Linked DNA regions of Mus musculus: regions 1 and 2 are each linked to region 3. Evidence: chromatin loops called from intact Hi-C (ENCODE). Cell type or tissue: left cerebral cortex. All regions are shown on one strand. Each heading gives the region's core, and the rest is flanking DNA. Links, peaks and the distances in the headings are about the cores only. Region 1 has its middle 72 kb from the start of Gm20742. Region 2 has its middle 53 kb from the start of Gm20742. Region 3 overlaps Mtcl1 (microtubule crosslinking factor 1).

Evidence for each region. Hi-C counts contacts between places; a loop is a spot of excess contacts. Peaks named below come from ENCODE experiments on the same cell type or tissue, not always from the same donor. Only the 100,000 strongest peaks of a DNase experiment are listed, where the experiment ranks them.
Region 1: a loop joins it to region 3, with 5 times the contacts of the local background. A loop is called at or near these places in 5 of 42 quality-filtered maps.
Region 2: it touches region 3 in a loop (2.1-fold over the local background); 7 of 42 quality-filtered maps call a loop at or near these places.

The regions. Positions count from the first base shown.
Region 1 is chr17:66,258,896-66,269,298 of GRCm38, reverse strand. No RefSeq gene overlaps it. Among named protein-coding and RNA genes, the nearest start is that of Gm20742, 72 kb to the right of the region's middle. In left cerebral cortex, for the core only: no CTCF peak of the experiment used is centred there; DNase peaks (open chromatin) are centred at 2,985, 3,540, 3,825, 7,585 and 5 more places; H3K27ac peaks cover 3,937 bases.
Region 2 is chr17:66,240,297-66,250,699 of GRCm38, reverse strand. No RefSeq gene overlaps it. Among named protein-coding and RNA genes, the nearest start is that of Gm20742, 53 kb to the right of the region's middle. In left cerebral cortex, for the core only: no CTCF peak of the experiment used is centred there; no DNase peak of the experiment used is centred there.
Region 3 is chr17:66,344,566-66,354,968 of GRCm38, reverse strand. It overlaps Mtcl1 (microtubule crosslinking factor 1), which reads left to right. Exons shown (of 14, transcript NM_172963.4): 10 at 592-846; 11 at 6,448-6,726; 12 at 8,584-8,615. Among named protein-coding and RNA genes, the nearest start is that of Mtcl1, 100 kb to the left of the region's middle. In left cerebral cortex, for the core only: no CTCF peak of the experiment used is centred there; DNase peaks (open chromatin) are centred at 4,072, 4,746, 5,767, 9,046 and 4 more places; H3K27ac peaks cover 4,680 bases.

The sequences.
Region 1 (10,403 bases), core at 732-8,731, 85 kb after region 3:
TTTCTGGGTGAGAGGTGGAAACAGGTTAAGCAAGAATGAAGAGAGGAGGCCAGGGTAGACAGAGGCTGTCTTGTTGTCCAAATAGTCTCTCACAAAGCAGTCCTAAAGGATTAGTTAAAAGCTGTACTTGTTGGACCTGGAGAGATACCTCAGTGGTGACGCACGCTTGCAGCTCTTCCGGACAACCTGAGCTCAGGTCCCAGCTCCTCTGCTGGGCAGTTTACCGTCTCCTGTAACCCCAGCTACAGGGCATCTGAAGATCCCCCGGGCTTCCGCAGGCACACACACATAGAGATACACAGAAATACAAATTAAATCTTTTCCTTTTTTAAGGTTTTTCCCTCTTAATGGTCCACCATTGAAGCAAACTCCTAAGATAAGGCATAAAGACAATAGATGTCCTGGTTCTCAGCCTCAGAGGCTCCTGCTCGCCATCAGCAGCTCTTCCCAGGGCAGAGACTCCCAGGAACCATCAGCTACTCCTACCAGGAGAGCACATAATGGTGGGAACACTTGGCAGGCAGGACTCCTTCTGACCTCCCCTTAAAGGGTCCCACCAGCTCCCAGGAGCTCCACCCTGGAACACAAGCCTTGGACACATAGGCCTTCAGCTAAAGATTGAGATCTAAACCACAGTTCTGTGCAAACGTCAAGAAAAGGCAGACACTGACGCTTCTCTGCTCTTTGGTTAGGAGCGGATCTTGAGAAGGGGTTCCTGACATGGGCATTCCACAGCAGGCACTGCCCGCCCAAGCTTCCAACTTTCCGATGCCATGCTCTGAGCCCCAACACCAGCTGTTTCCAGCCTGAATATCCCAAGAGAAACATGGATAAACATACTAGTATTTTTCCACAGAGTCAGAACATATTGAATAGCGGTAAGTTCACAAAGCACACTGGTTTCATCGGCACAGCCAGCCAGGCACTTGTGCTTTCCTTGATAGCCCGGCTGTGGCAAACACAAGTCTGTCTGCTTGCTTTATTTTTATAATAAATGACCAACACTAACGTTCAGATACTACATTATATCTTCATGGATGCAATATGTGTAGGCCACCAGGTGTCTCTAAAGGGTCAAATGGGCTGCAGCAGAACTCAATGTGTTTCAAGGAGACCAGAAAGACTGAGAATCTCCTCAGGAGTAAGATGCAGAAGCCAGGCTGCAGGGTCAGACGGAGCTGCAGAAGGGAATTGTGACGGAGTGAGGGGAGCTGTGGGGAGAAAGGCAAGACCAGGTCCAGGTAAACACATGAGTAGACAGATCCCAGACAAATGGATGGATGGTCAGCGTTTCTTCCAGGCTCCGCCCAACAGTTACCTAGCAACAGCCAGGTAGGAGCCTGGCTGCTATAAAAAGACTGTTTGCACCTGCCTCCCTCCCTGCCTCCCTCCCTCCGTCCCTCTGTCTCTCTCTTCTCTCTTCTCTCTCCCTCCTTCTCTGTCCCCCTTCTCTCACCGCATGTTCCCAGCTGGTCTCTTCCCTTCTTTCTCTCTCTCCTCTCTCTCTGTCTCTCTCTGTCCCTTCTCTTTCTCTGCCTCTACTCCCTTCTCAACTCCCCCTTCTCATGCCCCAAAATAAACTTCGTTTTATACTAGACCCATTATGTGGCTGGTACCTAAGGGAGGGGAGGGCCTCATCATGTGCCCACTAAGGCACCCTCTCCTGCCACATCATACTACTGCATTACAAAACATTATCAGTCAGCAATTTGACTAGGCCATACAAACAATGAGGACCAAGCCAAGTTGGAGCCTCTGCGACAGCCATGAGTTTTCTGTCTGTCAGTCCCTTGATGCACATACTGGCTGATCAGATGGCAGGTTGATGCATCCATCACTGACAGTGTTGGACTCTTCCTTTTTATAGGGTCTGGGGGTGGGGGTGGAGTTTGCACCATTCCCTCAGTCTGGCATGGTCACCAAGTTCTCAAGCCTGATTTTCGTGGTGATATGATTTTGGTCCCAGTTTACTCTGATAAATTTAGAGGGTGGCATCATTTCTACTTTCAGGAATATCTTATTTATCAGTTTATGTCTTGTGGGTGATTCTGGGAAGATGGCGTTGCTGACACATCTATCAAGGTACACAGGCGCTCTCCATCTTCACAATGTAGTCAAATATTGCTTGCCAAATGGATTCTTTAAGGAAACATTGGGGCTGGGGGAACCACTATTTTTATACAGTGCAGAGAGACTTTGGGCAGGGCACAGCCAGATCTCAATGCAGAATGCTTTTAGCAAGGATGCTAAGTCTACACTGGTGAAGTTGCATCTGTTCACAGTGTGGCTATAAAGAGCTCCAAGGGAAAAAAATCGTGAGATTATATCATTTCAGTGACTTTGCCAGCTTAAATATGCAAAAACATTTTTATCTGGGCACACCCGGGAAGAGAAGTAGCTGGCGCCTTAGAGCTCTGCTAGGTAAGTGTGTTTGTACTGACGAGGATGCGTAATGTTATGAAGTGTATATATATATATATGTGTATATATGTGTATATATGTGTATATATGTGTATATATATCATGGGGTTCGTCCACTGCTCCTCACTCACGGCTCTTGTAGCCCTCATAATTTCCTAAGAGACTAGAGCAAGAAGAATGTCTTTGTCCTTAGTTCCTGAAACAGGTAGAGAGCCCAAAGGGTGAGAGACAGCCTTTATTTACAAAAATCCCATTTCAGAGTACCCCTGAGCTCATGTTAATGAGGTTATTTGTGTAAAGCCCCACTAGCTAGATAACCCCAGGATTTGGTTCCCTCTGGTTGCCAGGGTAACCAACCATATGCTCAGAGGGTTGACACCCATTATTCCCCCTCTCTCCAAACTGTCTTGGTGGACAGAAGCTTAGGATGGTCACCAATGGCCAACAGCTTGATCAACCACAGCCGTGTACTGACTGGAGCTTCTGCATATGCCGTGAGAAGCTGGACTTGAGACTCTGCAGTGTCTGCGGCGTGTGCTCCTGGAGAGAGCCTAGAGGAGGCATATCCCTTCCGGCACACACACCCTATACATGTCTTCTTGTCCTACACAACAGGCTTAGAAATGCATCCAAATGTCCTCTAGCTTCTGCAAGCCATTCTAGCAAATTCACTTAACACAGTTGAGAGGGGTACTAGGGAATTGATTGACAGGCCACTAGTCAGAAGCAGGGAGCACACTGCTGCTTGCAGCTGGCACCTGAAAGAAGAGTTTTCTTTTAGGACCGAAGCTTTGGCCTGTGGGATCTGATGCTCCCCAGATAAGCAGTCCAGAATTAACTTAAATGGGGGACATGCTACTGTGATTCCAGGGGCATCCATTTCAGGTCTGTAGGGTGTGTGGAGAACCCACACACACACACACACACACACACACACACACACACATTTAGTCGAAGATGCATTTTGTTCTGTGAGAGCAAGTGAGAGCAGAGTGCTTCCTGCTGAGAGTGTAACAGAATCCAAAGGTCTGAGGAAACTGCAGCCACCACCTCATCAGTTCCATTCAGAGCAGAGAACCGTATGCCGAGATGAGGCTCCTTCAGGTCCTGAACATTTTAACTGAGAAAGCCCAGACGCAGGAAGGTCACTTTACCCTTGTATGCTCTCCTGAAGCAGATCACAGAAGAATCGCCTCTGGCTGAAGATCATAAGACTCACTTCGGAGGGTTTCTGCCCTGCACCGGGAGGCCAAGAAGAATTGTGCACATAGAGCTTGCTGAGTTCCAGCCTTTTCCAATAGATTTCTTTCTTTCTTTCCTTTTAATTCTCTTTAAATTTATTTTTTACAGTCCAATCATTAGACCCATTCCGGTCCAACCTCCCACAGTTCCTCATCCCTTTCCTCCTCCCCCGTCTCCAAGAGGGTGCTCCCCCCCTCCTCCAGGCCTCCTCACTCCCTGGAGCTTTAAGTCTCTTGAGGGTTAGGTATATCTTCTCTCACTGAGGCCAGACCAGGCAGTTCTCTGCTGTCTATGTGTCGGGGGCCTCATATCAGCTGGTGTATGCTGCCTGGTTGGTGGCTCAGTGTCTGAGAGATCTCTGGGATCCAGGTTAGTTGAAGCTGCTGGTCTTCCTATGTGGTCACCCTCCTCCTCAGCTTCTTTCAGCCTTTCCCTAATTTACCCACAGAGGTCCTCAGCTTCTGTCCATTGATCGGGTGTTAAGTATCTGCATCTGACTCTTTCAGCTGCTTGTTGGGCCTCTTGGAGCTAGGCCTGTTTGTGAGCACACCATAGCATCAGTCACAGTGTCAGGCCTTGGAGCCTTCCCTTGAGATGGATCCCAATTTGGGCCTGTCACTGGACCTTCTCTCCCTCAGTCTCTTCTCCATTGTCCCTGCAGTTCTTTTAGACAGGAACAATTCTGGGTCAGAGTTTTTGACTGTGGGATGGCAACCCCATTCCTCCACTTGATGCCCTGTCTTTCTACTGAAGATGGACTCTACAAGTTCCCTCTCCCCACTGTTGGGCATTTCATCTAAGGCATTTGAGTCCTGAGAGTCTCTCACCTCCCAGGTCTCTGGAACATTCTAGAGAGCGCCCCCCCCCCCCACCTCCTACCTCCTGAGGTTGCCTGTTTCCATTCTTTCTGCTGGCCTTCAGGGCTTCACTCCTGTTTCTCCTTCCTATCCCTCAATACCTGATCATGTTCTATTAATTTTTAACCTGAAACCAATTTCAAAAGGATATTTGTTTTAAGATGACTTTTAAGTTGTTGTACAGGTATTGGATCTCATCCCATCTAGGCAGGTAAACATAGGCGGTGGGGATCCTACTGTCCTGGGCATGTTCCCGAAGGAGCTACACGTCCTTAAGGCTTTACTTGGGCACCCCTGCTTTGCTCTTTGTACAGTGTTGCACAGCAAAGCCTCACTTGGTAATACGGCTCACTGAAGACTCTACTCCTCGAGGGACATAGAGGAGGATTCAGATTTTCAATATAATTTTTTTCTCCTTCCTTCCTTCCTTCCTTCCTTCCTTCCTTCCTTCCTTCCTCCCTCCCTCCCTCCCTCCTTTTGTCCCTCCCTCCCTCCTTTTCTTCTTCCCTTCTTCCCTTCCTTCCTTCCTTCCTTCTTTCCTCCCTTTCTCAATTCCTTAATTCCTTCTTCCTTCCTTCCTCCCTCCCTCCCTCCCTCCCTCCCTCCCTCCCTCCCTCCCTTCCTTCCTTCCTTCCTTCCTTCCTTCCTTCCCTGACACAGGTTGTCACTATGTAGCCCATGCTAACCTGGAACTCATTAAATAGACCAGGCTGTCTTGGAACTTACAGAGTTGCCTCTCTTCTCCAGTGCTAGGAGTTAAAAGGTGTTCACCTCTACCTCATTCCAGAAAAGAGTTTTCTTGAGAATTCTTTGCAGCTAATAATCACTCCTTTCTGTGCCTACAGCTCCTCTTCTCTGTTCCCATGTCTGACTCAGTTCCCTTCTTAAGACATGCGTGCCCAAATGCTCTTTGTACTGACCAGTTCAAGACTAAAGAAAAAGTACTTAAATCCGTTGTCTGTGCTTCTTCCAACCCAGAGAGAGTGAGCGTTAACACACACGTGCCAAGCCGCAGAGCCTTTGTAACGCTGGGGTCAACCACAGTTTGAAGCCTCTTATTGATAAGTTTCCTTGGTCCCCTGAAGGACCTTGGCCCACAGCTTAGAGGAAGTGCTACCATTTGTATCACAGGTTCAGTCTAGGTGGAGTGTAAAGGGTATGAGAGCAGAGTGCTTTACTGGGTAGACATCCCAGGCTGAAGTGACCCTGGGCAAAGTCTCTCCACACTCCTTTCTCTGCCTCCTTGTGGAGACATGAGCAAGGGACTGCATTAGCTACTTTTGCATCACTGCAATCAAACTAGCTGATGGGAACAAGGAGGAAGCAATGGTTTCAGGAGGAATCTGTCTGTCCTAGTAGGTAGACTCAGTAGAACCACTTATCTGTAGAGGTGCGCATATAAAGTGGCGACTAGGAATCTGGGAAAGTGGCAGGAATAGGAGAAAGGGGGTGGCCATCAGAGCCCCCCCCCACCCGAGACTACTGCCACCTAGGCCTTACCTAGACCTTATCAAAGGTTTCATACCCTCCCATACACACACCCACACCCCAGAGAGCACAACCAGTCAGGAAACTGCCCCAAACATGAAACCTGTGGGAGAAATCTCAGATTCAAACACATAACAGAGACGAGACAAAGCCAGATCATATATAAAACCAAGAAGGCTCCTGATTTGTCAGCAACCAGCCCAGGAACACCATGCTACTCATTATCTACAGTAACCAGGCCAGGAGGCCAAACCTGCTTGGCTGAGTCAGACTCCCAGGACGCCATACGGTTATCTCCAGCAAATGATTGTCCAAAGGTTCAACACTTGAATAACAGCTGATGTGGTCTCTGATTTTTGTTCCTGTTTCCAATTAGGGCCAATCAGGAAATGTCAAATATGGACTTCTAATCAGTCACATGGGATGCCCTGTGTTTAGCTAACCCACCTATTTATTCACAGCACCAGGCTCTAGTCAGAGCTCAGCTTCAGGCTTCCCTTCCCCACTGCAAAGCTTGTCTGATTTTCTGCTTGGTTTTGAGTCTCTGCCATACAAAAGTGGTGACTGGATCCCTTGCAAGCTCGACTAAACAGTCTGGTTTTCTCTAATTGAATTGGTTTCCACTGACTTTTACGTGGACCTAATGTTTTTTGGTTGCTACCCAAAATTCATTTGCTCAACAAATATTTATGGAGAAGCTAATTAATACTATTATGTTAGATGCCAGAAATCTGGGTTGAGTTTCCAGACTAGTGAGGGTTGAGTTTCCAGACTAGTGAGGGAGAGTAGCATTAATTGCATAATTACATCAACAGATATAACATCTCAACTATCAGGAGAAGCAGCGTGCTGTGTGCTATGAGGACCTAAAGCACTTGTTCAGAGCCAATTTCTTTGAGGAATTTGCAACTACCCTGAGATCTGGAGAAGGACAAGATTGTAACAGGCAACAGAGAAGAAAGACTACAAAGACCCAAGTCAAGGTCATGGGCATTATGGATGAAACCAAAGCCTGAAGAAAGGTGAGCCTGGTTGGAGGTCATAGAGCCCAGAGACAATGCCAGAGAAAGTCTAATTGAGAGACACATGCCAGGTCTCCTTGGGTCTCATGGGCATTTCAAAGGAACTTTGTCTTGATCCAAACACAACAATATAGTAGCCAACAATGATTGTAAGGTAGCCGAGTTTGCATAGACAAATGTTATAGTTACGGGAAATCTATTGTTTATTCCAAGTTTAAAAAAAAAAAAAAACCCAGCAGGAAATAGATAAGCTTTGTGGGTGTGGAAGAAAATAGATAAGTGTAAGATTTAGTAGGTGTAGAACACAGGGCTCAGAGCCAGGGAAATGGCTCAGTAGGTAAAGGTGTTGTTGAAGGAGTTTTAGGAGCCGAGTTCAGCTCTCTAGCACCCAAGCGTTCTGATTTGCTTTCTGTTGCCATGATAAATGCCATGATAGAAAGCATCATAAGGAGGAGAGGACTTCTTTCCTTGTATAGCTTACCATCTATCATGAAGGAAACCGGGGCAAGAACCCAAGAGCGGGAACCTGGAAGCTGGCACTGAAGCAGAGAGTGTTACTGACTGGCTTACTTTCAGTGCCTTGCTGAGCTGGCTTCCTTAGACAACTCAGGACTACCTCAGTGGTGGCACCTCCCCAGTGGCCTGGGCCTGCTACCTCAATCATTAATGATGAGAATATACCATAGACTGGCCAACAGGCCAATCTCATGGAAGCATTTTCTCAACTGAGGGCCCCCCTTCCAAGTTGACTCTTGTGTGTGTCAAGCTGACAAAAAAACTAACCAACATGCCAAGTAAATACTGTGTTCGTATGCTGACCTGCCCACAATCCCGTCATGCCAGATGTGGAGACAGGGTGCCTGAAGTAAGTTGACCAGCAAGATTTGTTGAATCAGTGAGGTCTGCTTTCAAGTGAGAGAGACCCTGTCTCAATAAACAAGGTGGAGAATGATTGACACCAGCTATCAGTCTGTGACCACACACATGCAAGAACAGTGACCAGTGATGCTTGGGGAAGAGGCAGACCCAGGGAGACTGAAAGCATCCCTCAGATTTAGTAGTTGCTGGGCAGCTCGATGGAGCAGGAGTAACACAGTCACAGAGCCACGGAGGTCTGAAGACCGTGCAGAGCACGGAGAGCAAGAGAGCAAATCTAACTGAGCGTGCTGTATGTGGCTGTGCAGGACAGAGGGGTAGGGTGCCAGTTATAATGGGGGGGGGGGCAAGGGAATAATCAGCTAAGAGTTGTTTGTCCCTTCTTTTCTTTTGACTTGGATTGTTTTGGTCTGCAGATATTTAAAACCAAAGAGAAAAACCTTGAGGAAAAAAAACAGTTGAATGTGAAAGATAAATGCATAATTCCCTGGGGAGGGTGGTCCATAGCTTCTGGTTTCTGAGGTGGCCAAAAGGGCAGAGATGAGGTAGGAAAAGGCAAGAGCTCGTCCATCTGGTGAGTTCTATCTTTTCCTGCAAAGTGGGAGGCTCAGTCATCTGCCAAAAGGGAGGAGGAGGAGGAGGAGGAGGAGGAGGAGGAGGAGGAGGAGGAGGAGGAGGAGAGGGAGGAAGAGGAGGAGGAGGAGGAGGAGGAGGAGGAGGAGGAGTGGGCATCTGGGACCAAGGGGAGGGGATCTCAGCAAGACTCATGAGGGAGGAGACTAGAGACACAGAGGCAGTGTTAGGCTCTGGAGAAGTTCGGTGAAACTAAGCATGGTGGAACCAATGAGGGCTTCCCCTAGCAAAAGGAAAGAGCACGTGAGATGTATGTGTATGTGTGTGCGCGCACATACATCATGTATACATACATATGTACATAGGTATATAAATGCATATAGATATGTATCCTATATACAGACATATAAAACACACATATCTATTCAGAAATATCTACAAATATAGATATGTACATTTACAGATATATACATGTGTGTGTATGTATATACTTTGCTTTTCCTTATGATTGGATATTGCCAGAAAACAAAGTGAGAAATGAGCTGGAGAGATTATCCTGAGAAAGCCTACCTGGTTTAGGATTCAGGAAAGAGACAGTGGACAGATGGGAGAAGGGGGGAGGGGGCAGGTGGCCTCACAGAGCCCTGTGATGGGGGGACTAGGAAAAAGTAATGCTGGGACTGGTTCTGATGTGTGGTAGTTGTGATTAGCTGCCATTTCCCTGGCCCTGCAATACACTCCGAGATAACCCTAGAGAAAATCGTCGAATAGCAAAGTTAAATACTTTGCCATGAAGCCACACCACTTAAGCTTTGGGGCCCTTCATCTGCACACCCTAAAAGAGTCCTAGTTAACTTCTGTATTTGTTACAGTTTAGCTATGCCCACAGTTTCTTCACAAGCTTTGGGTGGAGAATATAAATGAGAGTCTGGAGGTGGCTCTTTCTTAGCAGCACAGTGCCCCATTCCTTCACGGTATCTAAATATAATGAAGGACGTGCCGGGAGCTGCGCCTCCCTCACCTTCATGGCTCTCCATTAGCAAAGACTCCCAGCTGTGGAGAAGTGAATGGGGCTGGAGATGAGGGTGAGAGCTGCCCTGCGTTAGACAACAGGGGGACCACCCTTAGCCACTTGCTCTGGGAAGCTGGCTGTGAGCCTCCTGGAGTGGCTGACTTAGAAGCCAGTTACCAGGAGCTCAGAGGTTAAGAGCACTGGCTGCTCTTCCAGAGGTCCTGAGTTCAATTCCCAGAAACCACATGGTGGCTCACAACCATCTGTAATGGGATCTGATGCACCCTTCTAGTGTGTCTGAAGACAGCAACAGTGTACTCATATACATAAAATAAATAAATCTAAAACAAAACAAACAAACAACCAAAAATGCCAGTCACTTACCTCATACTCTTGGCTTCCTGTGTACTACACTGTAGACCTTCTGTGTCTGAATTTTTGCCTGTGGTAACCCCTATCACCTGTCACAAGACACACACCTTTCAGTCACCCAGGCCCCACCCATCATGTTCCTCCATACAGTCTTTATAAATTTTCTGGTTTGGAGACACTGCCAAGACTCTGACACTGTGGTACCCCCGTGACCATTACACATGTAATATGCTTATGTGTGCTTGATCCACAGGCTTTTCTGGTGGTCTCTTTGGGAAGTCAATCGTAAACACAAAGGTGACATTGGCTGTGATCATGTTATGCATTTCTCACTAGGATGCTGACCCATTTTCTATTTACCTGTAATGGGTCTGAGCCAGATCAGCTGCAACCTAATCGTTTTCTCAACAGAGAAGGCATAAGACACACGTTCTAAAATGCCTGCTCTCCAGGAAGTAGCTACTGCCTCTTGCAAGAGAGGAAGCAATGGGTCTGGCTAATGGGTTTGCCCCTTAGGAGTTTCTAGTTGACTCTACCTTA
Region 2 (10,403 bases), core at 977-8,976, 100 kb after region 3:
GAGAATTTAAAAGTCACTCTATACTACAAAGCAATTTGAGGTGAGCCTGGGCTACATCACACCTATCTTAAAAAGGAAAAGCAAATACACACATGCACAAAGACATACATACATACATACATACATACATATATATATACACAGACACACACACTATATATATATTACAAAGCAATTTGAGGCCAACCTGGGCTGCATCTTACCTGCTGAGCCATCTCACCAGCCCTCAGGATGATATTTTCTAGTTCCATTCATTTGCCTGCAAAGCTCATTCAGTCCTTGCTTTTAATAGTTAAATAGTATTCCATCATGTAAATGAAACACATTTTCTGTAATCATTCTTTGGTATAGAGACATCTGGGTTGTTTCCAGCTTCTGCATATTATGAATAAAGCTGCTATGAAGGTAATGGAGCATGTGTCCTTTTGGTATAGGCAAGCATCTTTTGGGTATATGTCCAGGAGTGGTATAGCTGGGTCTTTAGGTAGATTGATTCCCAATTTTCTGAAGAACTGCCAGGATGATATAAAAACTGCCCTATCATAAAAAACAAACACACATACACACAAACATGCACATAGACACAGAGACAGATACATACAGACATACATGCATACATATATACATACATAGACACACATACACATATTATATGTACACATACACACACACACACATATATGGAGAGAGAGAATGAGAGAGACAGAGACAGAGAGACAGAGACAGAGAATTACCATAAGTAGGGCAGTGATCTAAGGAAAGGCTGAAGCGATGCGGGGATATTGGACAATTGTAGGATATAGTGGAAGGTGCTGTAAGGGTTGTGAGGGGCAAGCATGGATAGCCACGAGGATGGTTTTTAAGGTTCAGCAGAGAAAGACACAGTAGGGGAGAGATAGGAAAGTCAGAAGATGGTAAGTGGGTGTATGGATGGGTAAGGAGATGGGAAGGTGGGTCAGAAGAAGGAAGAAAGAACAGGCAAGCTGCAGAGAGGCTAGGAGGAATGGGGAGGGGAAAGGGTTTGTTATGGAGTCTGGTTGTATGCAGCTTGGTGTGGCTGGTTAAACAACCTCTGCGAGGCTGAGTCTGACCCTTGAGGCCCACAGGGGTGGGAAAGTTGCCAGAGAGCGCGGCCGGAAGTAAAGCATCAGCCAGGATCCACACCATCAATGGTGCCCTGATGCTGGGCTGATGTCTTACTGCTCTGATCCTTGCTGCAAGTACTGAGGATAAACCAGGTTCCTCTGTCAGAAACTAAAGCCCTCACGTATCTGGCCTTGGAGAAGCTGAAAAACAACTCCAGAGAACGGAGAGACCGTGCGGTCAACCCCAGACTGCCCAGGCGCCCTACAGCGCCTCACCACCAAGCCAGAAGTTCTGAGTAACTTATAGATCCTGAAACCCTACAGAGAAGAGGTCCCGCTCAGCAGAGACGGGCACTTCACAGGGGACTGGGGAGTTGAGGGGGTTATAAGAGAAATCATTAGCTAAGCTAGGGTGGTAAGGATGGACAAAGGTCAGTTAGGGAGCGGGGCCATGTTGGGCCATGTCCGCTCCACAGCTGGGCACGGCCTCTTGTGGGGCTGGAACGCAAGGATTTTGTGCTCTGGGGGGTGGGGAAGCCAGAGCTGGTTCGGGGGTCCCCTGTTCAGCGATGAGGCCAGGCTGTGGGGTTCCCAGACTCTTGGACATCAAGATACCACTGGGAGTGGAGAAAGCTGAGAATGGTGTCATGGGCTGAGAAACAACTCAGGACCGCATCTAGTCCCGGGCCAGGGGGTGGGGTAGGTGACTGGGAAGGGGAGCTCTGGTTTATCCCATAGGGGGAATTGTCCTTAGCTCTGTGGAAGTAGGCTTGGTGGCAGTTATGGCTGAGAGCGCAGAGAGGCCTTCTTCGGGAGAATTAAACTGCGGCTCTCTAGGCAAATATCTTCCTCATGGCTCCCCATGGTGGATCCTGATGAAACACATGGGTCCATGGTTCTAAACAGTTTCTTGGTTGTTCATGGCAGAAAATGGATGCATGAGGTCCCATACCATACCCACTTCTCGGGGTGGGCCTGAGGTGAAATACCTTTTGCAGGGAGCAATGTCTAGGAAGGGAAGCTTATTGGCTAAGCCCTCCAGGCCTCTAGGTACCTCATTAGGATGGAGAACACTGTTTTGGCCTATGTGACCATAGACAAATTTCTTTTGTGTGAGAAACATGGCATGTATTCCAAGTCAGGAGCCTGACAGGGAGCCAGCTGGAAGTCACCTAAGCCTCAGGTGTCTGCCCACTGAGTCTCTGGGTCTCTACCTGCTCTACCTTACCAAACTTCCTGGCATGGTTTTACGTCCCTGGGGGCATCTTCCCAGGGCACTGGAGTCGCATTTAAAAATGGGCAATTGGGAAAACTGTGTATCTCTTAAAGGGGAATGAGAATAAACAGGAGAACTATGTTTTCCCAGAGAAGAAACTTGTTTAAAAACAAACAAACAAACAAACAAACAAACAGAAATAGGCTGGGTATAGTGGCTCACATCTGTAATCCCAGCACCTGGGAGGTAGAGGCTGAAAGAAGAGGAACTCAGCTTCACCCATGCTGTGATAGTTTGTGTATGCTCGGCCTAGGGAGTTACTTGATTAGAAGGTGTGGCCCTGTTGGAGTAGGTGTGTCACTAGGTGTGGGCTTTAAGATCCTCATCCTAGCTGCCTGGAAGCCAGTCTTCCACTAGCAGCCTTCAGATGAAGATGTCGAACTCTCAGTTCCTTCTTCACCATGCCTGCCTGGATGCTGCCATGCTCTCACCTTGATGATAATGGACTGAACCTCTGAATCTGTGAGCCAGCCTCAATTCAATGTTGTCCTTTATAAGAGTTGCCTTGGTCATGGTGTCTGTTCACAGCAGTAAAACCCTAACTAAGACACATGGCTACATGACTCCCTCCCAAACAAAAGAACTAAACAATGGGTAAATAAAATACAACAACAACAAAAATGGATTGCTCTTGTTGAATGTGTCTGAATTGAAATCTTCAAGCTTGTGGTAGGCTGGTTTACAAACTCTCTCAGAAGTTCTCAGCTTCTTCTCTTGTCCCCTCCTCAAGCCTTTGGACTTTCCAACCTTTTCCCAGTCCTTAGTCCCTTTCTCATGGCCAAGAAATCCTTAGTCCTCACTCCAAGAAATGCCTGGACATGCTCGTGGCTGCATACATCTTAGCCTGTTTTTGTTTCAGACTCTGAAGAGCCTCGTACGTGCAGGATAAACATGTGTGGCTCAGAGATGCAGGTCCATTCTTATGAGCATCTTGCAGTGAATTGCCCAAGGGTATCTAACTGAGCCAGGCTTCTCGAACAGGGCAGGGAGCTAAATACCAACTGCAACCCACATTAGGCTTTGACTCAACACTCAGATGGAGATGTTCTCCAGATTCAGTTTGGTCTACTTCCTAAAGAAAACCAAATAGTCCAGGAGAAAGTCAGGTTTCCTGTATGTTACAGCTCTCTTCCCTGCCTTTCGAAAAAATAACCTTTCTTAGAAAAAGTCACTCCAACAGGGTTGCTTCTCTATTCCTGTCCTGACCTTGGAGCCAAGCCACAGAAGGGAGGAAGGGGCTTTTGCCAAATGAGGGAATAGGTGTTCCCCACAATAGGCACAGACCAGAAGCCAGGCCTTTCTTCAGTATTGCAGAGCAACAGACCCTTGGATCTCCAATATCAGGGATTCCCAAGAGTAATCTCAGATTCCAAAATTCATTACAGGAATTCCCCAAACTGTGAAAAGGTCCTGTGTTCATGGTCGTGGCTTTGACTTGTGTAAAGAGACAGGTGGAAATCCTTGAAGGAAGAAGATGTGAAGCTGACCATAGAGTGGGCAGGATGCCTGGTACTGTCATAAGTGGTCCAGCTGGTAGTTTAACCCAAGTCCTTTTGCTCAAGGGAGCCAGGATAGCCAGGGACAGTTCAATGGGTATCAATTAGGGAGCCAAATTGCCCCATTCCCTGCTCCCTGTGATTTACTTCCCTAGAGGAAAATAATATCAAGAGGGCTCACAATAAGGCTATCTTTAACTCTGCCTGAAGCGTACAGATCTTAACACTGCCCAGTGCTCCGGGGTGAGGTGGGTCACCCTGCTCCGTCTCCAAAATGACTCAGCAGATGGCTGTTGAGTGTGACACACTCTCTAGATGTCAGGCTTCAAAACCCAATCACCCACTCTGGGGACCTTTGCATGTTTGATGGCTATTTCTTTGTGACATTTTCAAATGCTTACTCGGTGCCAGGCTCCTGATCCAGTGCCTATGCAGACTTCCTTGTTTAATCCTCAAATTATTTCTGCAGAAGGCGCTATTATTATCCCTGTTTGAGAGGGCCGGTTCTCTGCGAAGCCATCTGAGGTCACACAGCTAGAGCGGAGACAGACAGTCTTTAAAACGTAACCCAGACAACCGGAGCTGAGAAAGCACAGCGGGGCTGAGATGTGCCGGACACGGGGAAGCTTGCTCACTCAAAAGTTCCGGGCGTGTCCGGAAGAGCAAGCTCTAGGTGCTTTTGATGGAGAAGTTCTATGGAGGAACAGACATGGTAGAAATAGGCGGTGTATTCTCAGGAGAAAAAACTGTACTCTTGGGAGAAAAATGGAGTCCTTTTATGGTATTCAGGGGACATTTCCTGGCTTTGCCATTGGACCTGACCTCCAGGGCCATTTGAGTGGGGTCCTTGTTTGAAGAGGGGAAAGGTGGCAGCTGGGGACCTTGTCAGGCAGTGCTCGCTCTTCCTCGCTGAGGCACCAGGGCGTTGGGAGCAAGGCTTTAGTTCTATGAGGCACCAAGCAGTTAGGGTCTGGTTGTTGGAAAGTGGGGGAGTTTGTTTTATGGGTTTGGACTCCTGTCTCAATAGTTATGCCCAGTGAGCCCTGTTAACTTAGAAGCAAAGGCAAGAAAAGGCTGAAGGTCGGGGGCATATCCACAGACTGGAGAATAAAGTTCTGCACAAGGACGAAGCCTAAGTTCAGATCCTAGACACTCATAAAAGCCAGGCAGGTGAGCCCCTGCTCCTATGATCCCAGCACTGGTGAGGTGGGGCAAGCTGGCTAGCTAAACTAGCCAAATCTGCGAGTTCTAGGATCTGTGAGAGATCCATGCCTCAGTAAATAGAAGGGAGAAAAAGTAATTAATTAAGACCACTGGCTTTTATATGCATGCATGCATACATACATGTGTGCACTCCACAGGGATACATGTGCATCCGCATCCACACATATGCAAAGGCACTTACATGCGTGCACATACAACACATATACCTAAACATGCAGGAAGGGAGGGAGGAAGGGAGGGAGGAAGGATGGGAGGGAGGGTGGGATCTAAAAGGTAATATTTAACTGTCTGAGGAGACAACTGTGAAGTCTTTGGGAGAGGCCATCCCTCTGGTTTTTGTCACAGAGCCCTGTCACCAAACAGGTCCAAAAGGAAGGTGCAGGTAAGACCGAGAAGCTCAGGTCAGATAGATGACATGTGTGGATATAACTAAGGATGCTGTGCGTGCATATGCGTGTGCGCGTGCGTGCATGTGTGTGTGTGTGTGTGTGTGTGTGTGTGTGTGTGTGTGTGTGTGTGTACATGTGTGTTATGCACACTGAGGATCAAACCTAAGGATGATAATAAGCCCACTTCACACCTGAGCTATGCCTCCGTCCTGAGGACTGCTTGGACCACTCTCATCTGTGCTGCTCTGCTCCATGTCAAAAAACTTCCACACCAGCCCCACCCCAGGCCCTAAGACTCACTGACTAAAAGGTCAGGGGGTAGACAGTGCTTTCTGTGAGTGTTTAGCAGCACGATCGCCTCCGAGGGAAGCCACGCTGTGACAGAGACCCACAGGCGACTTGACCTTGGCTCCTTCCCGCTAGTTCATCCCGCAGCTTCTCCTCCAAGAGAAACCTGGAAGAGGGAACTGCTTGGCCGCTATGAGGCCGCTATGAATCATGGGGACACTCTGGAGGAACTCGAGGCACAACCTTCAGGGAACAACCTACGTGCCATACGACAGAATTTGGAGAGAAAAGGTGAAAAGAGTTGGCATAGGAGCAGGAGACAGCGGCATGGAAGGCTCTGAGGTGCAACAGGGGACCCGCGGCAGAGTGCTGCTGAGGCTCTATGGCAACGGCAACGGGAAGTGAGGCAAAGAGCATACTCTTTGAGAGTCCATGTGCTTCATAGCAAGGCAGCAACAGGACAGAATGAACAGACAAGGCTTGTGAAAGGAACGGCACCTCGGCATCACAGTGTGGGACGGAGTACAGTGGTCACGTGTGTGATCCCTGTGTCGAGGAGCAAATAAGACAAAAAGCAAATAAGACAAGCGCATGGGGGTGGGGCTGCATGACCCTTTGTGTGATTACCTCGCCAGGATGACGCAGGCGCATGCGCAGGCTTGCTGCTACAGTTAGGATCCGGACTTCAGGTTTACCATAAGGGTATGGTCAAGGAGATCCCAGGAGAAGGCCTGGGGAGGCTCCAAAGCTTCTCCCCATAGAACTAGCACACATCATTGCCCTGACACACTGGTGTGTTCAGTGACACTGGGGGTGACAATTAAGGGGCTCACAAGTTTTGCCGGGTCTCACTAGTTAGCACAATTGAAGTCATTGGTGATATGAAAATTCAGTCTCCTGACAGTGTGTCTCCTAAGGGTGGGAGGGGGCTGTTAGCATTTGCCTTGAAGCCCACCCTCTAACCACAGCCCATTCTCCCAATATGACGGCCTCCTATCTGAGTCCCCTTCTTAGTGTGAAGGGTCACCCAAAACAAGAAAGTCACTTATGTCACCCTGGAAAAACCAACGCTTAGTAGACTGTGTTCTAGGAAACTGAGGGGAAACCAGCTCTGTCTGGTATAATAACACAATGGTCAGATTTGCGCAAAGTTTCCTAGCACGATATACTTCTCATTTAGTCTTCAAGACGATCAACCATGCGTGCATGGCAATCTCATGGCAAAACCAAGGCACAGGAAGAGTCTCTCATGACTTCACAACAGCAGGGATTTGAATTCGTACCTGTGACCTGTGTTTCCATGTCTCTCTAGAACTGACTGTCAAAGGGAGACACACCAGGATATTGGTCGTGTTTGCTATGAAAGAACACTATAGGTAGAACTTAAGGACCTGGTGCTTCTTAGTGGCCTGGAGAAGACCCTGGGTTCTGTCCTGGGAGGAATTCCATCTTGGGCTAGGGTATAGCTGCGGCAGAGTGCTTCCGTGGCCAAGTGGAGAAAAGCCAGTGGCAAACAAATCGGTACTCAGAGTCAGAAGATCAGTAGTTGAATGGTGTTAAGAAGAAAGGGGAGGGGAGGGGAGGGGAGGGGAGGGGAGGAAAGGGGAGGGGAGGGGAGGGCCCTCATGGATCTCAGGGAGAGGTTACCAACCCTTCACAGGTTTCATCCAAGGAATAAAGGAGATAATTTATTTGCAGAGAGAAGCGAACCCATTTAAACACGCTTCCCCCTCTTTCCCACCGAGTCTGCTTTGGTCTTTGGGACTTGGGGCGCACCTCTTCTCCATTACTTCCTCTTGTCTTACGTGATACCCTCAAGCCTCTGATGGCTTTGTGTTTTATATATATATTGTTTTGTTCTTTTGGTTCAGTTACTTTTATACTGTTTACATGGGCCATTACTTTAGCTTCAGGAAACACTAGCTTTACAACGGATTTATTAAGTACCTAACTGTGCGTGCCGCAGCACTTGAAACCTAGCCAAGGGAGCCAGGCCCTCAGCGAGCCAGGGTGGTTGGGAGTGAGAAAGGCCAGATCAGGCAGGGTCTGAAAAAACAAAAACAAAAACAAAAACAAAAAACAAAAAACAAAAAACTGAGTTCTTCCTCCAACTGCCTTCTAACATCAGAAGGGACACCGACATCTTGGAATCTCAGAGAAGTGAGTTGTGAAATATCCCAGTTTCCCAAATTCACGAACTGCTCATGAGGTTTATGAGAAATGGTGTGGAGAAGATTTTAGTGCCAGCAATATGGATGGAGGGAATAATTATGCACATGGGAGAAACAGGGAGTTCCTTGCATGAGACCTAGCAATGTCACGGAGCCCTGCCTGGTAGGAGTGGCTGCAGCTACCAGCGTTGGGACCATCTTGAACCCAGCTTGCACTCCTAGTTGTCTTTGCTTCCTTTCCCATTAAAAGTAAGGAGTGCCTGCCTCAGCAGTTTGCCACAGGATGGCGAGAGATTAACCTGTGTGCTCAGACTGACGCCCAGGAAGCCAACATCACACACACACACACACACACACACACACACACACACACACACCCCGGTACTCACCTGAGCTTTGGCTGCAGGACCTCCCACACTCAGAAAGAGGGAACCGCTAACATCATGATTTCTGGAGATTTCTGATCTCTTCCATCAGCACCACTGAGACTAACCAGAGTTTTTACAAGAAGCAAAGGACATTTGGATTCAGGGCAGCAGGGGAAAAAAAAAAAGTTTTTCAAAGCAAGTACCCTCGGGATAGAAAAAAAGATTCCAGTCTCAGTTCTCTTCCTGACAGCCCCAGTCAAGGAAGGAGGAGGGAGAGGAGGGAGGAGACAGAGAAAGATCAAGGGCCCCAGGGCAGGAACAGGAGGCGGGGCCACAGGGGATGGAAAGACAGGAAACAAAGGCCCAACAGAGTTCACTGGCTTTCTGACCGAATTCCCAATTCTCTAATCCCCAGCAATGATTTGTTTGAACAAAGTGATGCTCACAAGTCAAGTCCACCCCATAGGATCAGGCTTCAGGAAAAAGGACACATCTGGGGGAACCTGAGGCAAAGGCAAGGGCCTGCTTAGTCTCCTATTCTGCGAGATACACCCTAGAAACAGAAATAATACAGAATTAACTGTTCATACTTAGTCTGCAGTGTTGTAAACCTTCCTCCTTGGCCCTGAATGCTCCAGGTACGCAGTTTGCATTTGGAATCCCTGGTAGTATTTGGAGGTGGCAAAACTTGGTTTTTTTGTTTGTTTGTTTGTTTTGTTTTGTTTTGTTTTGTTTTGTTTTAATATGGGTATTTATTTTTTTAATTGGGTAATTTCTTTATTTACATTCCAAATGTTATCCCCTTTCCTGGCTGCCCCTCCGAAAAACCCCTCCCCCTCCCCCTCCTCCTGTCCACCAACGCATCCACTCCAGTTTCCTGTCCCTAGCAATTCCCTACACTGGGACATCAAGCCTTCACAGGACCAAGGGACTCTCCTCCCACTGATGACCAACTAGGCCATCCTCTGCTGCATATGCAGCTGGAGCTATGAGTCCCACCATGTGTGCTCTTTGGTTGGTGGTTTAGTTTCTGGGAGCTCTGGGGGTACTGGTTAGTTCATATTGTTGTCCCTCCCATGGGGCTGCAGACCCCTTCAGCTTCTTAGGTCCTTTCTCTAGCTCCTCGAGGTGGCAAAACTTTAAGGGGACATCTTTGAATTCTTAGCTAATCTTCCTTCTTTCCCTGTTTATCTCACATCCCAGCCTTGAGGGAAGCAGCTTTGTGTCACCACATCTTCCCTGACAGTGTGTGCTGCCCTATACAAGGCCACCAGAGCCTGGGCTAAAGCCTCTATGACTGTGTGGGCCAAAGCTTCTATAGCTGCAAGCCAGAATAAATTCTTTCTTCTTGTAAGTAAACTGTCTCAGGTGTTTTGTTATAGTAACAGAAATCGGACTAACCCCACCAGGCCAACCCATGTTTCACAGAGCTCTCTAGTGTGGGGTCACCTTGGCTTCAACTCTCATAGCTCCTTAGGCTTTAACATCGTTTTTAAATATTTTTTGTTGCCTTGTCCTCCCTGCTCACTTTTCTCGAGTATCATGAGGCACAAATCAACCAAGCATTAACGGAGACATGCATTTCCGTTTCGGTAAAAAACATTTTACAAATCCAATCTTAAACTCTTCCCCTTTTAAAGCTTGCTTCAGTGACTTCAACGTGCAGGGAAGGATAAGGCAAATCAGATGCAGTGTGGCAGACGCTAAGGAGCTATTTGATGTAGACACAAACTCAACGGGTGCCTTCTGAAGGCTCGACCAGAGATTGCCAGTGATGGTAGGTAGCTCCTAGCGAACAGCGCCACCCGGTCCCAGGAGCCATCCCAACTGTGAGCCAGTGTTAGAGCATCAATCCCTTTCTTCGATCATATTAGCAATACTCATTTCTCCAGAAGCCACTAATCAGTAAGAAGCTACAGTGACATACCAACCAATGCAAGTTGATCTGAGGGTCACAGACGCCAAGGGTCGCCTGTCTAGGAAGGGTGCTTGCCAGGTTTAACCGATCAGTCAGAATTTATTTAGAGCAACGTGTCGACTGATCGTGGACGGGTTGCACTAGTGTGGATCACTGAAGCACAAAGATACCCACCACACTTAAACAGA
Region 3 (10,403 bases), core at 1,622-9,621:
TTTGACTCTATAAGGTGTAAAGTATATGTTGTTTTGTTTGGCTATTCCACCAGCAGGTATTTGAGGGTGAGCATTTATTAAACATTTATTGTGGCCCAGCTTAGGCTCTGGCCACAGAATCTTGAAACAGCAGGTATTTTGCCCTTTGATACACTGTACAGAGCTGTGTTCACCATGTCGAGTATACAAAGCCTTACTACTACACGCATTGGGCAGATAAGAGAAAGAGATCAGAAAGGCAGAAGTTCCGTTGCATCAGAGCTGCATTTATTGAAGATTCCATTATTTTGGCCCAGATAGGGGCCAAGAATATTGGACCAGCCATGGCACCACCTTCAAGGAGCTGTAGAGGCAGAAGACAGAGTGGCTTAGACTGGGCGGTGGGGCTAATAAGGAGTCTGTAAGAACTGCGCTCAACAATCTAGAGATTTCACATTCAATATTCTTATTTCTGGCCTTAAAAATCTACAGGATCTGTTCAGCTTGGCTTACGGATGTATCCTGCAAGCCTGTGTCGATAACTGAGCTGTCTTTCCCCTTCCAATGCTGGACTTCCAGAAAGGGTGTTCCTATGTCTTTTCTTCTTGGCAGCTGGAAGAGAAGACTGAGAAAAGCTTGGGCGAGCTGGACTCCTCTGCTGAGGGCAAAGGGGCCTTGAAGAAGGAGAGAGAGGTGCACCAGAAACTGCTGGCTGACAGCCACAGCCTGGTGATGGACCTGCGCTGGCAGATCCATCACCGAGAGAAGAACTGGAACCGGGAGAAGGTGGAGCTGCTGGAGCGTCTGGACAGCGAGCGGCAGGAGTGGGGGCGACAGAAGGAGGAGCTCCTGTGGCGGGTGGAGCAGGTAGGTGTGCTGCAGCAGCAGCCCAGAGTGCACCGCAGCCCCAGAGCACAGCACAGCCCCAGAGTGCACCGCGGCCCCAGAGCACAGCACAGCCCCAGAGTGCACCGCGGCCCCAGAGCACTGCACAGCCCCAGAGCACAGCGCAGCTCATAGATAGTTCTCAGCCCAGTAACATAAAGAAAGGAGATTGTTGCTGTCATCTGCATTCTATTGAGAGAATCCAGAGGAAGAGTGAGAAATGCAATGCCTCCCACAGTAGAGATCTTGGTCCTGGGATCCATGTATTACTTTTGTGTAGTTGTGCCCTGAAGACCCATGAAAACAAGGATGTGATCAGCTTTGGGTCAGTTGATGGTTGCTTGGTGCTGGGCTTGGACCGTATGTGGTGGTTAAAGCGCAGGACAGAGGAGGGCCTTCATCTCATGGTGGACAGGAAGCACACAGAGCAGTCGAGAAGAAGGACAGGACAAGGCCACGGCCCCACGGACCTGCTTCATCCAGCAGGACCCCACCTCTTACCTTCCACCACCTCCCAGTAATACCATCAACTATGAATTTGCCTAGGAATTCATTCATTCATTCATTAGGTCAGAGCCCCAAGGATGTAATTAGTTGAAAGGCCACCGTGGACACTCCCAGGTCAGTATTACGTAATGTAGGTATTTCTCAATCCAGTGAGGTTAGCAATTAAGGTTATTCATTACACCCTAACAGCACACACACCTTTCATTGCAGAGATGGTAGTAGACTTTTCTTTGTATGCATGTGCAGGGGCTGGGGAGTGACCTTTTAAAGGGATTTGGAGATTAAACTTGAAAGGGGAAGTTATTTCAGGTTGCCTTCAGGGAATTTTTCCCCAGAGTACTCTCTTAAGATGGCTACGGAAGCCGCGGAGATGGCTGCAGCCTGAACGGAATTGTTACCATTAGCGAAGTAATTACCAAACCGAGTTAGAAGCCACTGTCTGCTGGTGATTGCTCCTGCTGTGGGTATTGCTGAGCCGTGATTAGATAGGACCAGAACCAAGGGAGTTATCTGGTAGCTCATCATCTTCCGGTAAACAAACTCAGACGGATGTGGGGAGAGCAGAGGGAGTTGCTTTCCCGCAGCCTGAATGATTGCTCTCCGCATTGCGCACGGTTGGTGCAGCTGAAGTAGCTGCAGTAGGCCCGGAGCGATGTGAGAAATTCAGGTTTTCACGTCACACTGAGCGGAGGTTTTAGAATTCCTCAGTGGCTAGATTTCTCAGCCCACAGATAACCTTGCTTCTTTCAATCCATCATTCTTATAAATGCGAAAAGCCTCAAGAGATATCAGTCAGTTAGAAACAGTAACTCGGATAAAGGGGATCATGACTCCATTATAAGTACTCACTCAGCCCGTGCTAATAAGAGGACCTTTTGAAAAGTATGCTCTGCTAAGTATGCTTAGCTACGGCACGGTTCCTATGCTAAAGTTTAATGGAGGTGAATTTGAGTTTAAATTTGCATGGAAATTTTAAATGGGACCCAGGAAGCACTAAGTGACTTAGAAATGACCCAGAACCTTTGACTCAGAAACAGTAGAAAGGGAAGGAGAAAGAGCACTACAGACTGAAGGAGCGGAGGCTGTCCCCGCTGATCACCAGTGAGTCACCTTGCTAATATTTGATATGGCTCCACTTCAAAATTCTCCAAATACTACCAAGAGGAAAGTCACCGCTTCCTGTTTGGTTTGGAAATACAGCCCTGTGAAGGACCTGCCAGATTGTGCCTCGCATCTGTGCTCTGTTGAGTGGGTCTGCCTCAAGGCGGAAATTCGGAGCTAACAGTAGCATGTATTCTTATAAAATAAACACCAATTTATCACACCCAACTTGACTTTTTCTTAGGAGACATGAACAGATGTCTCTGCCCCAGATGGAGTTCTGAATACAGATCAAGGGATAATTCCAACCCAAATCTAGTTTAGCAAACCATTGGGCTTATTTGGGGTACTTACAGGACCATGGATGAGGGATTACTTATAGGAGCCTGGTGGCTAGCAGGAGGGTACCTCACTGAAAAGCCCCACCGCAGCACGTGATTTGTGAGGTCGTACGTACCTATGGTACACAAACTGCAGACAGCTCAGCCAACTGGGGCCTTCTTATTCCCCAACTGTTAGTGTTTATGTAACTTTGGGGGAAGACTCTCAGTGGCTCTTCTCATTCCCTGTGCTTCCTGGACCTTGTGTGTCGCTTGAAGCTTTCTATTCCCTCTGAGAGGCCGTGTTTCATCTCTCAGAAAACAACAGGTAACCCGCAGCAGCCTGGCCCTAGGGGCCTTCATTCCCAGCCACCGCTTTGCAGTGCTCACCTTGGGTGTCCCTGCTCTACCCCAGTGAGGCCATCATGTTCCCTGTCATGGGCCTTTGAGGATCCCCTTGTCTAGTCATTGCTGCTTGTTGATCCTGTCCCAGGCCTCTTCAGCTTTGAAAGTCACACTTGCCATGAATTCGGCGGGCATCTCAGGCTTTTGTTTTTCTTTGGGGAATGAGGAATTTCTAGCAAAGAAAACCTTGGCCAGACACATCTGATGACACTCAGTATCTGAAGTGACCTGGGGCTGAGCTGTCCACCTCACTTTGAGACTATTTTGGGGGGGTGATAACAAGGACCAAGAGCTGAGCTTCATTTCTGTGTCTTAGGTGTTGTAGCGTCCGCCTGGCCGTCCCTCACACCTGTTCTGTAGACCCCAGCATCTGGGCAGGATTTCCCTGTTTATCAGAGGGGCCCATGATGAAAGGATGCTGCACACATAGAGATGCGGCTCTCAGAAATGGATCTAATTTCCATCAAAGTACTCAGCATCTTCAAGGGTTTTGTAATTTCAATGCCCTATTTGAAAATTCATACAGTAGCCATAAGTATTATCTGAAGGAGGACGTCGGCTCAGGTGAGAGCCTACAGAGATCTATGTACAAGTGGAAGCACGCACTGGTTTCATGGCTCCCCCAGTTGCTTGCTGGTTTAATGTCTAGCTGTACATTCCATAGATGAAGCCAATATGTAACTGAATATCCCTCACAGCTCCCACTTGATATCTGACTCCTTGGGAAGCCGTATAACCTTGGCTGTGATAACTTGATATGGACAAAGAAGTGGCACTAAATCCATTTTCCACTTGCAGAACATATGCTTCATGCTTTTCCAGTGTCGTTAAACTCCCGAATAATTTCTACACCGCGTGAGGCGGTGCTTATGACGAACATCTGTCAGAACGTGGCTAGGGTCACTCAGCGTGCCTCATCTATCCTAGCAGAAGAACTCTCATCTCAATTCACTTTTGACTGGGGGGTAGTTAGCGTTTATGTAGTCACACTAGATCTCCCCATAGGGCCCATCAGCTCCCAGGTCTCAGCCACAGAGCGTATCTATTCATGTACTTAGGGAGCTAAGTCAGCTACCTTCAGAACCTGAGCAGCCGGCTCACCCTCTAAAACCTGTTCAAGGGGTGACCTTCTTCTCACCCGATTGTGAGGTGACAGTCTTGAGATTTTGCTGTCCTTAATCATTCGGCATAGAACCTGTTAAATGTTCTGTTTGTATTAACTGTTGTTCTGCCATAGGTTGAAAGTACAATAGGTACTCAGCCCTGGAAAACCCTACCCACTAAAGGACCCATGATACCATTACAGCAGCACGCAGGCATCTCAGCAGCAGGGACTGCCAGCTCTGGCCGCTTTGGCTCATGGCTATTTTTTTTTTTTTTTAATTTTAAGGAAACCTGACACTCAGCAGCCCCAGTGCGAACTACTGCTGGCCGCCCGGGTTTATTTTTGAAGTTCCACTTTACTGAGTTAGAGCGCGTCTGCTCATAGCTCTCCTCTTTAGTCGTCTCCTCACACACACCCTCGGCGCACATTTGCGGCTTCCCAGCTCGATGCTTGCATCTTAATTCTTCGCCCAAAATAACTTGGGAGAGGATCATGTGTTGAAACTCAAACGGCACTGACACGTGCTAGAGGGATGTAATAAAAAGCTTTCCTTTTTATATAAATTTTTTTTTAAGCGGAGCATTTAGCATCATTAAGGGAACTGCGAAGAGATGTGTCGTGAGGGAGGGGGAGAAGAGACAGAGGGAGCTGAGCTCAAACCCGAAGAGATTGGATTATTCCCCAATTTAACAGTGAACTTGCTGTAGGTTGCCATCTAAGGTTTTGCTGCAGGTTGCCCCTTTCTTAGATTAACAATAATGTTCAGAGCTTTCTGAGTGAACACCTCCAAAATGAGAAATAAACTGAGTAGAAGCCCTTGTGTCCTGTAGACCTTCCTCCTTGATGGATCACAAGCCACACTTCTGCAAGCTCATGGAGGTAGGCTCAAATTGGGTTAGCAGAGATGCAGTTTGTAAAGATGCTCTCAAAAACCATCTGTCTGGATTTGAGGGATGTTGCGAGCCGGGATTTTTTTTTTTTTTTTTTTTTTTTTTGAAATTCTTCCACCATCTCAGCACTTGAGAACTGAAAATCTTCAGTTGGCCACTCTTTCGAATGAAGTCCAAATGGATTTCGTTAGAAATTTTACTTATTCAAGAGAATGGTCAATCTAGGAGCATACACCAGCGAGGATCTCATTGGAAAGGCCTTCAAGCCTCAGTTGTAGTTTCTATAAGTGGGGTGGGGGTGGGGGGAGCTTTGAGCCACACCTCATTGGTCCTCTGTGATTGTACATAGCCAGCTCTCTGATAAACTACTCCAACTGCAAGTTCACCTGTCCGTATCTACCATCCCCTCTGCCAACTCACCTGTCTGCTCATCTCCACTGAGCTAAGCCACAACTGAGAAATCACGTCTGCTGACAAACCAGCAGGCCACACATCCGCAGCTATGGGCCCTGCCTTCTTAAGTGCTGGGATTTGGAGCAGGGCCTTGCAAATGCTAGGCACGTGCAGTCTCACTGGCTTTATCCCCAACCCCTTCATCTCCAATCTTCTCACTCCGAGAAGTGCTTGCCTGTTGCCACTTCAGTTTTCCAAGCTAGGCCACAAGCGTGCTAGATCTTTAGCCATCTGTATAGCTAACCCTCTCAAGCAGAGGTAAAGCCACCTTTAGCACCACGTGGTTATACTCCAGTTCAATCACTTGAGTTATATATAGAATTTGTTATCCCCCTTGAATCAATTAGGAAAATGCGGTTCATCTCAGGAATTTGCCATCCATGAAAGTATTCTATGGAGCATAACTAAAGTCCTGGAGGTAACTGCAAATGAAAGTATTATACTTACTCCCATTAAACTTAAAAAAAAAAAGTCTAATTTCCCATGAGTGCAATAATTGATAAATAAATTATATGACTACAACAAAAATAAAGAGAATGCGAGCAAAGACTCCTCCGAACATCAGGGAGGTTTGTGTGGCAAATCAGATTCTGCAGCCCTGGTAAAAGCATGCGTTTCTTCAGAAAGCATCATCTGTCTTGCGGGGCATTCGGAAACTAAGGTCAGAACCGTACACTTGCTTCCAGCCAAGTCTTTACAGGTAGACACAGGCAACTCAATACAGCAGGAAAGGGATGGTCCTAGAGAGATTCTCATGCTGAAAAATGGAAACTGACTATTTTCATTTTTAATACCCCCCCAGTTACAGAAAGAGAAAAGTCCCCGGAGAAGCGGCAGTTTCCTCTGCAGCCGAAGGGAAGACGACACACGCCCTTACCCGCACCAAGGAAGCCTTCACTCCTCCAGACCTGTGTCCATGTGGCCCTGTGAAGACGCCGACTCCATCCCATTTGAAGACCGGCCGCTCTCCAAACTGAAGGAGTCGGACAGGTGCTCGGCCAGTGAGAACCTGTACTTGGACGCTTTGTCCCTGGATGATGATCCAGGGGATCCGCCACCCCTCAGGAACTGCCTTGCCGAGGTCAGCCTGGGTTTGTCCCCCGAGGTTCCTAATGGCTGGAGGGAGCTGTCATTAAGTGCAGCTAGTATTGAGCAGAGTCCCCTCTCATCAGGTTCCCCAGACAACCTGTGCATTGAGCCACGTGAACCGCTGCCATTGGCGATGTGATGACTTTATTTGGTGAACCTGACCCCGGTCCTGCTGAAACGCTGGACTGTGGTCCTGCTGCGTAACTCTTAAGAAAAAGTATGGTGAACAAAACACAAAAGAGGAAAATAAATGTGTATTTCTCAACTCTTCTTGAAATTGTAGTACAGTTTTCTGATTCTAGAAAGCTAATGGCTGAGAAGTAATTCTGTATTAAGAAATTTCTTAACATTTGATAGCTATCAATCACTAAATGGCAGCTATTATAAATATGCTATTCTGGGCAAAAGGGAAAAACATCCAACAATCAGATTACCAAATGAGTGACTTTAGAGAGCCACCAAATTTCTGTTACATTTCTTTCCAGTGATGATGGTTTTTTTTAAACCTTGTTTTTAAAACTGGTATAGGGATAATGAGACCCTGTCTCAATAAATCTGGGAGGATGGAATGGGGACGTGGGTGTAGGGATCATTATATGTGAACCAGTTAATAGTGGCTACACTGGATGGCAGTTTTTCAAATACTTCATACTTACAGGGACTTGCCTCAGATAGTTTTGAAATATGGAGACGTTATATGACTTGAACGTACCTGATTCAAAGTGCTCAAACCACAGAGTTTCGGATTTCCAATTCTTCCAGAGTTTGGGGTAGTTGCATGCACATAATAAGGTGTCTTAGGGATCGGAATCAATTCAAACACAGAAATCATTGTGAGTTTTGTATACACCTTATGCTCAAAACCTGGAGGTAGTCTTACTCAGTATGTTTATTTTGTGTGTGTGAAACAAGTGTCGGAACTGGAAGCGTTTCCGATTCTGAAGTACTTCCTATTACAAATTTCCGGATTGAGGGATGCTCAACCATGCAGTCAGTGACGTCACACACCTTAATCCCAGTGGTGTGTATTGGGGTGGTAGACTGTTTGTCAGCCCTGCTCACAGATCTGCAGGCAATGCATATAGCCCAGTTTCATAGAAGAGAGGGCACAGGGTCAAAGTGGGGACTTTACTCCTCTGTGCAGCAGAAACAGAGACATGCTGTCTGTGAGGAGGGGCACCCTTCAGTCTTCCTGTTCCCAGGAGTACGGTTTCATTACTGTCAAGTGACTGTTTCTTCCAAGCCGTGTCGGCTTGAGAGTCCTTTCCCAGTAGACAGACAACCTGTGCCTCTGTGGTGCTGTTGGCCAGCACAGCTCTCTGCTGTTACTCTTCTTTGGCTTGTAATCGAGAGTGCTAAAAAGCAAGCTGGGGGGCCTATCCCCAAGAAGGCCACACCAACCTCCATGGCAAGATTTAGACTGGAGGACCTCAAGCTCCCAACTCTCTTCTCACTGTTACCCTCTGCTCCCACCCTGACACGCACACGCACACACACACACACCACTTGCTCTGGATCGACAGGTCTTTGAACTCCACGAAGTCAGGAGGTCTCCGCAGGAATGCACAAGAGCAGTTCCCTCAACAAGCTCAGTCAGGTCTCCCCTCAGGCACCCCCTCCTTCCAGGAAGAGACTGCAGAGGCTACCCTGCCCTCCCGTGATGCTTCGGATGCTGCTTTTACTGGTCGGCTTCAAAGGGCTCAGGGCAGCGGCTTAGGACTCGGCCTCCGTGAGCATTCCAAACCCCACCTTTAAGGGATCAGAGCAGAACAAGTCACTTTAGCCCAGACAGGATTCCTAGGAAGCCAAGACTGACTGATTCCAGCAAGTATTTGTTTCCCCTTTATAGGAAGAAGAAAGTCGCAAGGGCAATCTTCAGAGGTAAGTCGATGGATGGCTTTTAAATCGTGCATCTCGTAGACATGCCGTGTTTTTTAGTTTTAGCAACAAAAAGGGCAACATATGCTTTCTATGCTATGTCCAAAGGAGTGTTCGGAAAGGCCAGCTATTAAACGAGCCAAGGAAAACTTTGCTTCTTGCAAAGTTCAGAAAGCCTCTCCATCCACGAGGTGTTGGACTTGCTATGCCTGGGCTTGTAGTTAGAGGCTTTCCTGAGGGGAATAGCCTGGGGTTGCCACCCTTCATGTTAGTGATACACCTGCTCCCTGCTCGCCGGTCTGAGCTCCCTGCTTCTGCCTTTCTCCCTTACATTGATGGATATGGGAGCTCTCCGCGTTTGCTTTTCTTCCCTCTGTAGATTTTATTTCCATCGGGTGCTGTTTCCCTGGCAGTTTGCCGCTTCCAGCTTTATCCTTTATTGTCGGGTGAACTCGGAGGCTCTAAAGGAGTGTCTCTTTGCCAGCCCGTGCTGGCTGTGGTCCACACCACCGAGATTGTTGCCTAGGCATGGATCTGTCCTTCTTCTCTGGTCTGCCCCGGGCAACGGCGAAGTCCACATGTGGGCTTGGGCTCTGGAAGTAATTTGCATATCCCTCTTAATGATCTGTTCCGAGGGCCTCAGTTTCCACATCCGTAAACAGGAGAGCTTCAGTTTCTCTGGAAGATACTCTCTTTTCTCTGGGTAGCTTACGTGTACAGGCACACAGGGAATCAGTCACATCTGACACAGAGGAGTAGCACGCAGCTGTCACTGCTGAGTGCTCCCTGGCATCCATAGCAGCATATTATCTTTGTGTGGAAGGTGAAGGCAGAGGCTTTGAGTCCTCACCTTTGATAGTCCAGGCCTCCCATCTTTCTGTTGCCTTTATGCACTATGACCGTGTTTTTTTTTTTTTTTTTTTTTTTTTTTTAATTTTACTTGTTTCTATTGATTTCAGAAGTAGTCGACACAGGGATCATAATCTCTAAACAGCATCAAAATGTCCAACACAAAACCACGAAGGTCCTGGTCCCCTCCCCTGGCTGTGCACCCTCCGACTTCTAACAATACGGCTGGTCCTGCCACATCTGCATCAGGAGGTGCTCAGACATGCTTCCAGTACACCCCAGTCTTATTGTCTCTCCAACATGGCTGCTTCTAAGTGTCCCTCCATTCTCTCTCCTCTCTGCATTCCTCCATCCAGCTCACCCCAGAGCCACGGAGCCCCCACCCGTTGCTTCCACTGGTGGTTCTGTGTAGACACCGCTGAGAGTACACACTTGCTCACCGGGTAGCCTCAGCATGGCCTACTGTTAACAGGTTCTGTGGAGAAGCAGTCTGTGTGCTGGATCTGGGGTCACCTCTGGCATGGCTAGGGCTATGCTAGAACCCCAGGTATAAACTCTCTCAGGTGAGGGGAAGCTCATGACATGTGATAGTGTCCACTTTGCCTTCCCACTTCGGCTGCAGTTGCCAGAGATTCCAGGTCACAAAGCTTCTGTCAGCTCAGGTGGCAGGCACATCCAGGTTTGAGCATTTGTTTGCCCAGGTGGGTAGACCGGCTGCATGTATACCCCAGCTACCTTCTGACTTGTCCAGTAGGCCACCCACCACCTCTGTGTTGGCAGATGGGCACATGGAAGGCATTCAACAAATTTATGTCAGATTGAAACAGGCAGAGTTTAAAAAAATGCCAGCATTGAGGAAGTCCACACTCGCGTTCATGCGCATTGGCTACCAATGTCCAACTATGGCTTTGTCACACTTGTCTTCCCCCTTTACTGTTGATC